Regions from separate parts of the Mus musculus genome. Here region 2 is linked to region 1. Evidence: chromatin loops called from intact Hi-C (ENCODE). Cell type or tissue: left cerebral cortex. All regions are shown on one strand.

The links. Hi-C counts contacts between places; a loop is a spot of excess contacts. Peaks named below come from ENCODE experiments on the same cell type or tissue, not always from the same donor. Only the 100,000 strongest peaks of a DNase experiment are listed, where the experiment ranks them.
Region 2: a loop joins it to region 1, with 2.4 times the contacts of the local background. A loop is called at or near these places in 1 of 42 quality-filtered maps.

What each region holds. Positions count from the first base shown.
Region 1 is chr13:60,177,681-60,180,180 of GRCm38, forward strand. No RefSeq gene overlaps it. Among named protein-coding and RNA genes, the nearest start is that of Gas1, 1.4 kb to the left of the region's middle. In left cerebral cortex, a CTCF peak has its summit at 977; a DNase peak (open chromatin) is centred at 975; H3K4me3 peaks cover 719 bases.
Region 2 is chr13:60,351,111-60,353,610 of GRCm38, forward strand. No RefSeq gene overlaps it. Among named protein-coding and RNA genes, the nearest start is that of Gm35333, 82 kb to the right of the region's middle. In left cerebral cortex, no CTCF peak of the experiment used is centred here; no DNase peak of the experiment used is centred here.

The DNA.
Region 1 (2,500 bases):
GGGCAGCTCACATTCAGGCATTCAGGGCTTGAAAGGAACGGCTTAGGGAGCCTGACACAGGCCCAGCTCCTCCCACTCTTCAGGAGGCTGGGATACCGAACCCCAGCTCGCGCACAGAGCCAGCGGGCAGGGCTTAGGGCCAGCTGCCTGCATCCGGCTCAGCCACCGGCCTTTTTGTTCCCTTCCTCCGCCCCCTTTTTGTTTGGGTGGGGGGACACTTTTATTAATTCTTACTGATCCCCCATCTTTGCATCCGAGAAAGTTCGAAAGTCACTTTAATTTTCAGGCTCCTCATCTCTGAGTTCTGATCACCTCGGGGGGTATAGCGAAGGCAGGGAGTTTTGAGAATTCATTGTAAGACTTTAAAAACTTAGACACAGATTGCGCGCGCGGGCACACACGGGTTCTCTCTCTCTCTCTCTGTCTCTGTCTCTGTCTGTCTCTCTCTGTCTCTCTCTCTGTCTGTCTCTCTCTCTGTCTCTCTCTGTCTGTCTCTCTCTCTGTCTCTCTCTCTCTCTCTCTCTCTCTCTCTCTCTCTCTCTCTCTCTCTCTCTCTCTCTCACACACACACACACACACCGAGCCACCATCACAACCACGACCTCTACCACCACCACAAGAAGGACACTTTCCACCAGCTTTCAGTCCCCCTTTCCGGCAGGTAAGGCCCTCGCACTGGACATCGTTTTCAAACTAAGAAATCCAAAGAACTGAAACTATTTCTTTACTCACGATTTTTTTTTTTAAATACGAACGGCAATGACAAATCTTAGCATTAAAAACCCTGGGAATGCTGAGCGCTACCACCTGGCTGCAGTTACAGCACAGAGGACGAGGGTAAATTGACCCGCTACGTGCTTTAAACTGCACGTTTCAGTTCCTCGCTGTGTTTAAAGCAAAAGCCACCAGCAGAGCGGGCTTTGCAGTCAGAGCAGGACTCTCTCAAGCGACCTTAACTGTGGCGCAATGCAGCTTTTGGCCACTAGAGGCACCGCGAGTCTGTGGCCTGTCAAAAACTGGCTCCTTCCTCTCCCCTTTCCATGGTGAGACTATCAACTCAGTCTGTCACAAAATTTAAGGCTAAATCGCTGCTGAAGCAAAGGAAGCCCCAGCTGCAGTGCGTTCAGAAAGTGGACTGTCCACCTCTCCAAAGAGTTAAAGAGTTTGAAAGGGCGAGAGTGAGGGCCTGACGGATTAACCTGGCTTTTGGGAAAAGCTGGCTGCCTAGGCTGAGGAAGCTGTCTCTGAAACCTCACAGGATGAGAGAGGCAGACTGAGCTGTGTGAAGCCACCGTGCTCCTACCCTAACCCTAATTCATGGTTAGGACCATGAATTTAGTAATAGAAAACAAACGCAAATCTATCCTTAAAAACTAGCCAGATGTGGTACAGCAAGCCTGTTTATCCCAGGCAGAAGCGGGAGGATCGCTGCAAGTTTAAGGACAGCTAGTTAGATCCTGAGAGCTCCAGGCCACTTGCTTTGAGGTCAGATTGCTCACTTGCTAAGGTCCTTTTTTATCCTTAACAATCTGTGATCCTGAGCTCCTAAGAAGAAAGCCAGCCCTGGGATGCATCTTCTGGCTTCTTTAGAGAGCTCTCAAGACACCCTGCAGGAGAATCATCTGGAGACCTTGTGTTCATATCTGGATTCCTAACTCTTTGAATCTCTGACAGCTAAAACCCTGGAGGGCCTGAAAGTCTGCATTTCCAACAAGATTTAAGGCGGTGTGTGTGTGTGTGTGTGTGTGTGTGTGTGTGCGTGCGTGTGTGTGCGTGTGTGTGTGTGCGCGCGCGCGCGTGTGTGTGTGTGCGTGTGCGTGTGTGTGCATGTGCGTGCGTGCGCGTGTGCGTGTGCGCGCGTGCGTGTGTGCGTGCGTGCGTGTGTGTGTGTGTGTGTGTGTGTGTGTGTGTGTGTGTGTGTGTGTATGCGCGCGTGCGTGCAGTGTTACTGATGCTTCAGAGCTGCTTACTGGGGGAATGTTCTGACTGTGTTTGTTCTAAAGGTTACAAATAGTTCACCTTTGCTGGTCACATGAATCCATCTTAGCCTTGATTCAGGTCTCAGTGGGAGCTAAGGGAGGTCACGAGTGCTCATCCTGAAGACATCTTTACAGACTCATGGCCTTGACGTGGAAGGCCAGAGGAACAGGCAGCCACAGCAGGCTGTGTGCATTCCCCTCTTTCAAATATAGGCTTTCCTGGGTCCTGGGCTTTCACTCTTTAAGGACACCATGTCTATGGATTCTCCGTTCCCTCCTTCCTTCCCTGTCCCTTCTCTCCCTCCTCCCCTCTCCCGTTTCTCCCTCCCTCCTTCCCTTCCTCCTTCTTCCCCCTCCCTTCCTCCCTCCCTCCTCCCCTCCCTCCCTCTTTCCATCCTTCCCCCCCCCCACCTCTCCTCTTATTGACTTCTCACTCCTGAAGTCCCACCTGGCATTTTACTCCCCAGTAGTTTCAGAGTATCAGTCCATGATTAGCATGGTGGGGAAGAGTGGTAGCAGGC
Region 2 (2,500 bases), 170 kb after region 1:
TGTTTCTCCATGTCTACTCAGGGCAATGGCCAATACCAGTGACTGCTCTCTAACAGACAAGCTTAGTCCAAAATTCTCCAGTTACTCCAATAATTCCTTTGTAGAACAGTAAGAATGGAGTCTCCATGGAGTCACACTTCACTGGCAGGTCTCTTCTGTGCTCTTTAGTCTGGGATGGGTCCTCAGTCTTCGTCTGTCTAGTTGTAACCACACACAAAAAGCAAAGCCAAGTTGCTTGAACTTTAAAACACACCAAAGCTAGAGGAGACAGAGGGAGACATGATAACTGTGACAAGTAAGGGAGGGGGCTGAGGTCACATGCTGTCATTGTTTGATAGGGTCAGCATCATGGTGTGCAGCAGCCTGGAGCTTATGCAGATGCAGACTGTGGGCTCCTCTGCAAATAGTTCACTTTCTCCATTGAGCCTCTTGAAGGAACCACCATGGTCTATTATGCCACCCGAAGCCATGTCTGTGGACCAGGCTGTTGCCCCGGACTGCTATGAAACCCTAGATCCAGGCGATGTCCTTGAGTTTTGCTGCCTCGAAGAGGTCATGTTGAGCCTCATGGTCTGTGTAGCTGCTGAGGGTCATGAATTGGTCAGTGGTGCTAATATGGCCAAGGGCTGTGTTCATGTATGTGGCCCGTGTGACCACTGAAGCCCATTAGAATGTCCGTGGTTAGAGCTGCTGCCTGAAGCCATGTTGATGTCCCTGGGTGCGGGAGAGCTAACCCCACCCCTTACAGGAGAACTGGCCTTCCCCTCTCTGGGTGCAGCAAAACTTGCCTCAGTTGGCTTCTGGCAGGGGTGGAGGTAGAGAAAGATTCATCTTTCCATAGGGGACCAGTAGAAATATGACCATGCTGCAGTGAGCATATATACAACACAAAAAAGGACCTTTTTTCTTTTCCTTTCTTTGTTTTTTTTTTGGGGGGGGTTGCAGGGAAAGAGAGCACACATGGGAGGACTGAAAGGTGAGCACAATTGGAGTACATGATATGAGATTCCAAAATAATCAACAAAAATATTGCAGAATAGACTTTTTTTCAATTTGTTTTTTTGAGACAGGGTTTCTCTGTACAGCCCTGGCTGTCCTGGAACTCACTCTGTAGACCAGGCTGGCCTTGAACTCAGAAATCTGCCTGCCTCTGCCTCCCCAGAGCCGAGATTAAAGGTGTGCGCCACCACTGCATGGTTCAGAATAGACTTTTAAATGATTATCGTTGAATTTAGAAATTGTTTATAAAAATATAACAAGCCAACATCAATTTGAATATTTCTAAGCATCTCTAGAGAGCTTTATCTTTGTGTTTTCATTATTTGTTAAATGCCTTATTCCTTCTTTTGGTGTCAGTGGCTCTTTTCATGATCTTACTGGTCATTCTAAGACTCTAACCTTTTAACTGACGTTATCTGCTCACAGTAGTGAGTATAAATCATTGTCTAATATCTTCCTGATGATATTCACACTTTCTGCTTGATTGTTTTGTTTCGTTTGTAAAATCTTTAATTTGTGAGGTTTCTTTTCTTCTGTACACCTCGGTGCTCAATGTCTGTGGTTGTGCTCATCCATAAACTCCTCACATGATTTGTCACATAGTGAGATATCATTCTAACTCAACGTGAGGTCCCTGTGAGCCCAGGCCTCCTGTGCCTTGCTTGTACATTTTGCCGCCAGCAGCACTGGACTCGTCGTTTGCAGTTTCAAGGCTCATTACAGCCTCTGGAAGCTGGGCTTAGAAGCAACTGTGTAGTATTTCAGCTCAACAAACAACATTGTCTCCAACAAAAATGTGGAAAATACCACCAAGATTCCAGGAAAAAGATAATCACTTGGGTCTGAAAACTGGCGCACGAAAACAGTGTCACCTTGTTTGACTCTGGCTGGCAACATGTATGTCAGATAACTAAACTCGCCGGCTTTACATGGGAGAGAAAGCCCACGTGGAGCTGCCCTGATGACTTAAAAAGATGTAGAGAGGCATCGAGGGAGATGAATGGAAGAGAGGGGGTGGGGGGACGACAACAGAAAACAGAGACAGAGAATAGATACTGCAGCCATTAAAATGCCATGTCCGGATTGCAACCAGCCATGGGGACAGAGAAATCAGCATTTGAATAATTCAAGGATGGCCTTTACACTTGCTCCCAAGACTAGCTGGGCAGCACAAACTGACATTGTAAGGGGGGGGGGGGGGGGGAGGGGAAGAAATCTCAAAGGTAGGTGAGAAGGGATGAATTGTGGAAAGAATGGTTATGGGGGAAACTGAGAGCGAACATGTTCAAAGTACATTGTACACAATTCTCAAGGAATTAATTATAATATTGTTTTTATAAGATCAACAAAGTAGAACATATCATAAAGACAGGCAGACACAAAGGTCAATATTGGACCTTTGTGTCTCAATGTGCACAGAAGACCGAAGACATGAGATAGGGGGAAACCATTATTAAAGAACTAAAGATAATGTCCATCAGCCCAGAAGTATACATCTAAG